Linked DNA regions of Homo sapiens: region 1 is linked to region 2. The links are chromatin contacts, found by Hi-C or POLR2A ChIA-PET in ENCODE. All regions are on one chromosome and are shown on one strand. Each heading gives the region's core, a stretch centred on a gene start or an enhancer-like site at or near the end of the contact. The rest is flanking DNA. Distances are from core to core; before and after follow the strand shown.

Region 1 (4,596 bases), core at 1,429-3,928, 180 kb before region 2:
TCCCCCGAGTAGCTGGGACTATAGGCATGTGCCACCACGCCTGGCTAATTTTTGTATTTTCAGTAGAGACAGGGTTTCACCATGTTGGCCAGGCTGGTCTCGAACTCCTGACCTCAAGTGATCCACCCACCTCGGCCTCCTAAAGTGTTGAGATTACAGGCATGAGCCACCACGTCCAGCCTAGATAATCTATTAAAATAGTTCATTAAATATGATCATATCAAGATGTAGTAAAAGCTTTGAAAGAATTTACGAGCCATTTCTGATGAAATCCTGAGGACTTAAAAAATAAAACCTGCACCTGGTAAACTGCGCGTTTTTCCACGATCAACACTGCATTGAACAGTGAAACCAAAAGCATTTCCATGAAAATCAGGCAACTGCTGACATTACCATCGTCCAACAAAGTTTTGACAGCGCTGTCAATACAGTAAAATTAAAAAAAAAAAAAACAAAATGACAAATATGAGAATAAGGAATGCCGGGTGCGGTGGCTCACGCCTGTAATCCCAGCACTTTGGGAGGCCGAGGTGGGCAGATCATGAGGTCAGGAGATCGAGATCATCCTGGCTAACACAGTGAAACCCCGTCTATACTAAAAATACAAAAAATTAGCCGGGCGTGGCGGTGGGCACCTGTAGTCCCAGCTACTGGGGAGGCTGAGGCAGGAGAATGGCGTGAACCCGGGAGGCGGAGCTTGCAGTGAGCCGAGATCGCACCACTGCACTCCAGCCTGAGAGACAGAGCGAGACTCCGTCTCAAAAAAAAAAAAAAAAAAAAAGAACAGCCAACAAAAATTTGGAGGGAAAAAGTAAAGAAAGACCTTGTCTATAAACTACTAAATAGTCTACAGAGAAGTTTAACTGAAACTCTATGGAGTGTAATTTGAAGTACTGGCAAGAACGGGGAGAAACTCCACACTCACGCGCTGTTGGCAGGGAGGTAAACTGGTGTACACACTTTGAACAATAGCCTCAAAAAGTTAACCATAAAATGACCATTTAGCCTAGCAATTCCTTTCCTAGACAGATTATCTATAAAAGAAATGGAAACGTCTGTCCACAAAAAACTTGTACACAAATGTTCATAGAATTATTAGTAATAGCAAGCAGGCAGAAATAATCCGAATGCCCATCAACTAACGAATAGATACACAAAATGTGATGTATCTAGACAACAGAGTATTATTCTGCCATAAAAAGGAACAGGCTGGGTGCGGTGGCTCACACCTGTAATCCTAGGACTTTGGGAGGCCGAGGTGGGTGGATCACAAGGTCAGGAGTTTAAGGCCAGCCTGGCCAAGATGGTGAAACCCCGTCTCTACTAAAAATACAAAAAAATTAGCCAGGCATGGTGGTGCACATCTGTAATCCCAGCTACCCAGGAGGCTGAGGCAGAGAATTGCTTGAACTCGGGAGGCAGAGGTTGTAGTGAGCCGAGATGGCACCATTGCACTCCAGCCTGGGCAAGAAAAACTTGTCACCCAGGATGGAGTACAATGGCGCAATCTTGACTCACTGCAACTTCTGCCTCCCGGGTTGAAGCAATTCTCCTGCCTCAGCCTCCCGAGTAGCTGGGATTACAGGCATGTGCCACCATGCCCGGCTGATTTTTGTATTTTTAGTAGAGACGGGTTTCACCATGTTGACCAGGCTGGTCTCAAACTCCTGACCTCAGGTGATCTGCCTGCCTCAGCCTCCCAAAGTGCTGGGATTACAGGCATGAGCCACCGTGCCTGGCTGATAATTATTCTTTAAAATATGACTAATACACAGTATGTTGACAAGCTTAATGGCAAACACTTCTTTTTAAATAACATGTTTATTGAGATATCATTCACGTACCATAATGAACTCACCCTTCCAGAGTGGATAATCCTATGGGTTTTGCATTTTGCAGTTATGCAAGCATCACCACTACCTCACTTTAGAACACTGTTGTCATCAGCAAAAGAAACCATGTGTACAATGACAGTCACTCCACACTCTACCACCCCTGAGAACCAGTCATTGAATTTGTTTCTATGGATTTGTCTATTCAGAGATACGCTTTTTTTTTTTGGAGATGGGGTCTTGCTCTGTAACCGAGGCTGGAGTCTCGGCTCACTGCAACCTCCGCCTCTTGGGTTCAAGCGATTCTCCTGCCTCAGCCTCCTGAGTAGCTGAGATTACAGGCCGCACCCGCCACCACGCCCAGCTAATTTGTGTATTTTTAGTAGAGATGGGGTTTCACCATGTTGGCCAGGCTGGTTTCGATCTCCTGTCCTTGTGATCTGCCCCGCCTCAGCCTCTCAAAGTGCTGGGATTACAGGCCTGAGCCACTGTGCCTGGCCAATAGATACTCTTATATAACATTTATGAGTATAATTAGTATACTTTCCACAGATGTCCGTTGACCCCACAATACAAATTCTAATGATCTGTTATTCAGAAATAAAAGCATAAACACGTTAAGATAAAGTACAAGGATGACTGCTCAAGTCCTGTTTAGAATAAACCTGAATGATCACCAAAAAAGCAAGGAGTAAATAAACCCAGCCGCACACACAGGCTCTCAGCAGAGGTACAAAAGAATATGAGGCAAGCCTGCAAGCTGAGGCAGTGCCATCAGGCAAAGCCCAGGGGAGTGGAGCTGTCTCCGTGACTGGAGAGAGTGGGCTGTGAAGTTTCCCAGCAAGGACTGCACTCAATCCCAGCAACACTTCCACCCTCTCCCACAACCATGCCCTGGAGGACAGAAAAGTGGCTGCAAAACACCACTTAAGCGCTCCAAGATAGCCTGGAGTGGAAGATAAAAGGTCCCAAGTGAGAAGGTTGGCAACATGTACCTAGCCTAGACTATGTCAGAGCAAATACCAAGTCTGGACAGGACTGTCCACATTAAGCATGAACAAAATAAAAAGGGATGATGACAAAGCAACAATACAATACACAACAATGCATAAAAGGGAAAGCAACAGGGAGGCAAAGCCGATTAAAGAACCCACTCTGGAAGAAAGTACAAGCCAAGAAAAGGAGTGACACTTCCCAAAAGCGATTGGCAAAATAAGTACGACTATATGAATCCAACAAATTAACAGTCAAAAGATGAGCTAAAACAAGAGACTAAGAAGAAAAGGGAGCTTGAACAGCTAAGAAAAAAACAGAACAAAATCAATACTATTATACATCTAATAATTTATAAAGATTGAGGAGTAGAAGAGAGAAAACTAAAAACTGTACTATTACGTTGGAAAACCTCGAAGCAAGCCAATGCATCCATCAGAAAAAAGGTTAAAGTAAAGACCTATGCGGAGATCAAAGTTATCTACAACGTATGTAAAAAACTGGAACTCAATAAGTGAAATAGAAAACAACATTAAGGAATAACACACAGAAAAACTTCGTTGAAAAGAACTGAATCGGCAGACTGAACAAGCATACCACATACCAGAAGAAAAAAGAATATGGACGGCCGGCCACGGTGGCTCACGCCTGTAATCCCAGCACTTTGGGAGGCTGAGGCAGGTGGATCACGAGGTCAGGAGATCGAGACCATCCTGGCTAACATGGTGAAACCCCGTCTCTACTAAAAATACAAAACAAAATTAGCCAGGCGTGGTGGTGGGCGCCTGTAGTCCCAGCTACTCGGGAGGCTGAGGTGGGAGAATCACCTGAGCCCGGGAGGTCAAGGCTACAGTGAGCCCTGATGGTGCCACTGCACTCCCGCCTGGGCAACCAGAGTGAGGCCTCAGGAGAAAAAAAAAAAAAAAAAAAAAAAGCAAAGCTTCCTACAAGGGAAGAAATCAAACCAGGCTGGCCTTAAGACTTCTCCAGATCAACATTCAATGCCAGAAGACAAAATTCTGAGGGTAAAGCCACATAACCTAACAATAGACAGCCAGGCAAGTGGTCATTCTAGCATAAAGACCAACAGGCTGATAATGGGGAAGACGGCACTAAAGAGCCAGTCCAGAAAAAAGTTATTGAGTGAAATCCAACCAACACAGAGATAAAGAGGTAGGAAAAAAGAACAGCTGGAGAAAATGTAAGAGTCCTAAAATCAGTATAACAGAATTTAAAAAACTAATTACTTAAACCTCTTAGTATTGTTATCATTTTTTATCTCGGTTTTTGTTGTTGTTGTTTTGGTCTTTTTTGAGACAGGGTCTTACTCTCCTGCCCAGCCTGGAGTGCAGTGGCGTGATCTCAGCTCACTGCAACCTTCACCTCTCAGGGCTCAGGCCACTCTCTCTCCTCAGCCTTCCGAGTAGCTGGGACCACAGGCACATGTCATAACGCCCAGCTAACTTTTCCTTTTTTTCGTAGAGACAAGGTCTCACCATATTGTCCAGGCTGGTTGCAAACTCCTGGGCTCAAGTGATCCTCCCTACCTGGTCTCCCAAAGTGTTGGCATGACAGGTGTGAGCCACTGCACCTTGCCTGAAATCAGTCATGTTTTAGCAATGAGAGTAACAGTTCTGTTCATCACTGTATCTCTAGCATGCAGTAACTTGTCCGTGTACAACACATTCTTTTTTTAAATTTATTTTTTTAGAGATGGCCTCTTGCTGTGCTGCCCAGGCTGAAGTGCGGCGGTGCAATCACAGCTCACTGC
Region 2 (4,391 bases), core at 1,713-4,212:
GCCGAGGCTGGTGGATCACCTGAGGTCAGGAGTTTGAGACCAGCCTGTCCAGTGTGGTTCTGAAACCTCGTCTCTGCTAAAAATACAAAAATTAACCGGGCCTGGTGGCCGGCGCCTGTAATCGCAGCTACTTGGGAGGCTCAGGCAGGAGAATTGCTTGAACCCAGGAGGCGGACGTTGCTGTGAGTCGAGATCGTACCATTGCACTCTAGCCTGGGCGACAGAGCAAAAACTCTATCTCAAAATACAAACAAACAAAAAAAAGTTACCTTACTCTGGTTTCCATTAGAGTAACTCTTAGCTATAACATTTTTCTTGCATTCCGACCTTCATATCTCTAAATGTGCGGCATTTGCATGCGCAGAATGTTTTCTGTTTTTTAGTTAAGTCTGTTAAGGATACGTTCTGTTATGTTTTAGAACTATTGCATTACGGTTGAGTTTCCTTTATCCAAAATGCTTGGGACCAGAAATGTTTTGGATTTCAGATTTTCTTTTTTAATATTTTCATTATTTTTATTAGAGACAGGGTCTCACTGTCACTTAGGCTGAAGGGCAGTGGCGCTATCATAGCTCACTGCAGCTCAAGTGATCCTCACACCTCAGCCTCCCAAGTATCTGGGACCACAGGTGCATACGCCACCATGCCTGGCTAATTTTTAATTTTTTTTTTTTTTTTTTTTTTTTTGAGATGGAGTCTTGCTCTGTCACCCAGGCTGCAGTGCAGTGGCGCAGTCTTGGCTCACCGCAAGCTCCGCCTCCCAGGTTCACGCCATTCTCCTGCCTCAGCCTCCTGAGTAGCTGGGACTACAGGCGCCTGCCACCACGCCCGGCTAAGTTTTTGTATTTTTGGTAGAGAAGGGGTTTCACCGTGTTAGCCAGGATGGTCTCGAACTCCTGACCTTGTGATCCGCCTGCCTCAGCCTCCCAAAGTACTGGGATTACAGGCGTGAGCCACCACACCCGGCCTGATTTTTAAATTTTTTGTAGAGCTGGGATCTCACTCTCTTGTCCAGGCTGGTCTCAGACTCTGGATTCAAGCAGTCCTCCTGCCTTAGCCTCTCTAATGCTGGATTATAGGTGTGAGTCACCGTGCCCAGCCTTGAAATATTTTCATTATACTTACAGGTTCAGCATCCCTAATCCAAAATTTGAAATGCCCCAATGAGCATTTCCTTTGAGCGTCATGTTGGTGCTCAGAATGTTGGGACTCAGAAAGTTTCAGCTTTTTGTGAGCATTTTGGGTTTTAGATTAACCTGTATGTGGGAATCTGTGAGAGCACTAGAGTTAGTGATTGCTCTAGCCCAGTCTGGAAGTGGAAGAGGAAAGGATTCCTGAAAGAAGTAGCATGTGATGAGACAGGTGAGGGAGAGCATTCCTTTAGCCAGAAGTGTGGCGATGTAACTAGCTTGTGTACATGGGACCATGGAAAGTTCAAGGTTTGCTGGAGTAAATTGTGGAATTGGGAATGTTAAGAGATGAGGCTGGATAAATAGTGGAGAGCCATATCATGGAGGGCATCGCACACCTTAGGAAGAATCATATAAGGGTCTTAAGCACAGAGTGACTTTGTCAGATGTGTTTTTCTTCTTTTTTTTTTTTGGCTTCCCACACTACAGATGCAGACTTTGTCAAATTTCTGTGTTAGATGATTCACTCTTGCAGCTGTGAGAAAGATGGACCTGAAAGGATAGGATGGGAGACCAGGTTTGGGGACCACTGAAGAAGTCCAGATAAAAATGATGAGAGCAGGCCAGGCGCGGGGGCTCACGCCTGTAATCCCAGCACTTTGGGAGGCCCAGGCAGGTGGATCACCTGAGGTCAGGAGTTTGAGACCAGCCTGACCAACATGGGGAAACCCCATCTCTACTTAAAATATGAAAATTAGCCGGGCGTGGTGGTGCACACCTGTAATCCCAGCTACACAGGAGGCTGAGGCAGGAGAATCGCTGGAACCCGGGAGGCGGAGGTTGCAGTGAGCCGAGATCCCACCAGTGCACTCCAGCCTGGCAACAGGGTGAGACTCTGTCTCCAAAAAAATACATAAATCAATAAAAATGATGAGAGCACTGAAAGTAGAGGTAGGAAGAGGGGAACAGATTTGATAAGAAGTTAGCAGATAAAATCAGCAGAACTTTGTGGTCCTGGGATGCTCAAAGAAAAGTCAAAAATGATGTGCAGATTTTGGCATGGGTGACTAGGTGGGTGTTAGTGCCACCAACTGGAAGACCACATGAACAAGAACAGGTTTAGGATCGAAGATAAAGAAATCTAGTTTAGGATATATAAAGTTTGAAGTTCCTGAGAACATTCAGATGGAGATTTCCCCAGGTATTTATTTATACCTTATTTCTTCAGTTCCAAGATACATATTTAAGTACATATATACACATGTGTAGATTCCTGATTCCTTCTGCTCCCTTAGTGGTGCCTCTTTAATTGATGATCTGTTAGATTTGATTTAAAAAGTATGAGTGAGACATTCCAGGGAGAGAAATGAAACTAGAAAGGTAAGAGCAGTCAGGGATAGCTTAGAGGTTCCTAGGTGAGAAGCAATCTGAAGAAACATGGAGAACAGGTCTGGATTAAAGATGTAGATTTCGGAGCCTATCCACAAAAGGTCAAAAGCTCAAGAATGAGTGACATCACCCAGGGACAATGTGGAGTGAGAAGAGGAGAGGGAGGAATTTGGAAATGTGGGGAATACTAAGATGAAGTGTGGTCAGAACCTGTGGGAGGGTGCCGGGTCTTGGAACCAAGGCCTTCAGGAACACGTGTCCAGAATTGGGGTGATGCTGAGCAGTGTCAGTTGCCTAAGAGCATTTCAGTTAGATGAGGACTGAAAAGTATCCATTGGATTTGACAGTTAGGACGTCATTGGTGACCTTAGCAGGAGCTGTTACAGAAATAGTAGGGATGGAAGCCAGATGGCAGTGGGTGAGGCTTCATGGGAAGTGAGTGAGTGGAGACAGCAAGGACAATCTGTTTGTCAGTTGAAGAGAAGGAAGGACATCAGATGCCACCTAGAGGGAGCTGTAAGTCAGTGCAGGTGTTTTTGAATGACAGTGACTTGAGCGTGTTTTAATTAAGGAGCCCAGTAGCAGTTGAGTGTACAAGAGAAAAGTGTGGAATTGGCTGGACACAGTGGCTCACGCCCGTAATCCCAGCACTTTGGGAGGCCAAGGTGGGTGAATCACCAAGTCAGGAGTTCGAGACCAGCCTGGCCAACATGGTGAAACCCCGTCTCTACTAAAAATACAAAAATTAGCCAGGCGCGGTGGCGGGTGCCTGTAATCTCAGCTACTCGGGAGGCTGAGGCAGGAGAATTGCTTGAACCCGGGAGGTAGAGGTTGCAGTGAGCCAAGATCGTGCCACTGCACCCCAGCCTCGGCGACAGAGCAAGACTCCGTCTCGAAGAAAAGAAAAGTAGGTAATTGATGAGCAGAGGTGCAGAGGGTCTCCCTAGGGATAGAATAAAGAGCAAGCAGAGGAAAAATCCTCTGAACCTGACAGGAAAGAGGTCTGGAAAGATGTGGATATAGATGAGGTTAGTGGGAAGCTATAACAGGATTTTGAGTTTTTCAGCTTTTCTTGGGCTGCAGTTAGGGGAAAGAGTTGTGCATAGTGAATTTCATGGTATTAGGGTATGATGATTGCTGAAGAAACTGAGAGGGATTGGAAGGTGTGTTGGGAGCTCAGCTGGGTTTTGGGAAGACAACTCTGAGCATTTGTTTTTCCCAGAATCACCCAGCTACTCAGTGACAGGGATGCAGAAGGTGGATAGATTACACTGGTGATTAAGGAATAGAGCTCTGTTAGAAGACAGTTGTAGAGTGGTAAGGCATTGAATGCAAGGGAATCAAGAGTGCGGGACCCAGCCGGCCGCGGTGGCTCATACCTGTAATCCCAGCACTTTGGGAGGCCGAGGCGGGTGGATCACGAGTTCAGGAGATTGAGACCATCCTGGCTAACGCGGTGAAACCCCGTCTCTACTAAAAATACAAAAAATTAGCTGGATGTCGTGGCGGGCGCCTGTGGTCCCAGCTACTCAGGGGGGCTGATGCAGGAGAATGGCAGGAACCTGGGAGGCAGAGCTTGCAGTGAACCGAGATCGCGACACTGCACTCCAGCCTGGGTGACAGAGCAAGACTCTGTCTCAAAAAAAAAAAAAAAAAAAAAAAAAGAATGCTAGACCCCATTGAGATACTGGAAGAGGGGAGAGGAGAGAGAGCAGAAGAGGCCATTGGCCTGGGAAAGAATTGTAGGCATCAGGGAACTGGATATCAGAAGTTAGAGGCTGAGGAGTGGAGGAGTGTCTGAGAGGGTAAGGATGCAGTTGACTCTAGTGGTTAGAAGCACAGGCTCTGGAGTCAGATGGGGTTCACATCATA

What was found. Hi-C counts contacts between places; a loop is a spot of excess contacts on that map. ChIA-PET counts read pairs that join two places held with the same protein, here RNA polymerase II (POLR2A). Pooled maps may share reads with other maps.
Region 1: a loop to region 2 is called in a pooled map of heart left ventricle, with 2.4 times the contacts of the local background. The contact joins two enhancer-like sites. A Hi-C loop is called at or near these places in 7 of 50 pooled maps. POLR2A ChIA-PET finds 5 or more read pairs at or near these places in 2 of 52 experiments (MCF 10A and T-cell).

What each region holds. Positions count from the first base shown.
Region 1 is chr17:1,845,475-1,850,070 of GRCh38, reverse strand. All of the region lies in intron 4 of RPA1 (replication protein A1), which reads right to left. Among named protein-coding and RNA genes, the nearest start is that of RPA1, 18 kb to the right of the region's middle. Within about 2 kb of position 2,678, at least 3 of the 41 ENCODE cell types and tissues checked have a DNase peak (open chromatin) inside an H3K27ac peak, as active enhancers do.
Region 2 is chr17:1,668,147-1,672,537 of GRCh38, reverse strand. The region is part of intron 24 of PRPF8 (pre-mRNA processing factor 8); the gene reads left to right. Among named protein-coding and RNA genes, the nearest start is that of PRPF8, 15 kb to the left of the region's middle. Within about 2 kb of position 2,962, at least 15 of the 41 ENCODE cell types and tissues checked have a DNase peak (open chromatin) inside an H3K27ac peak, as active enhancers do.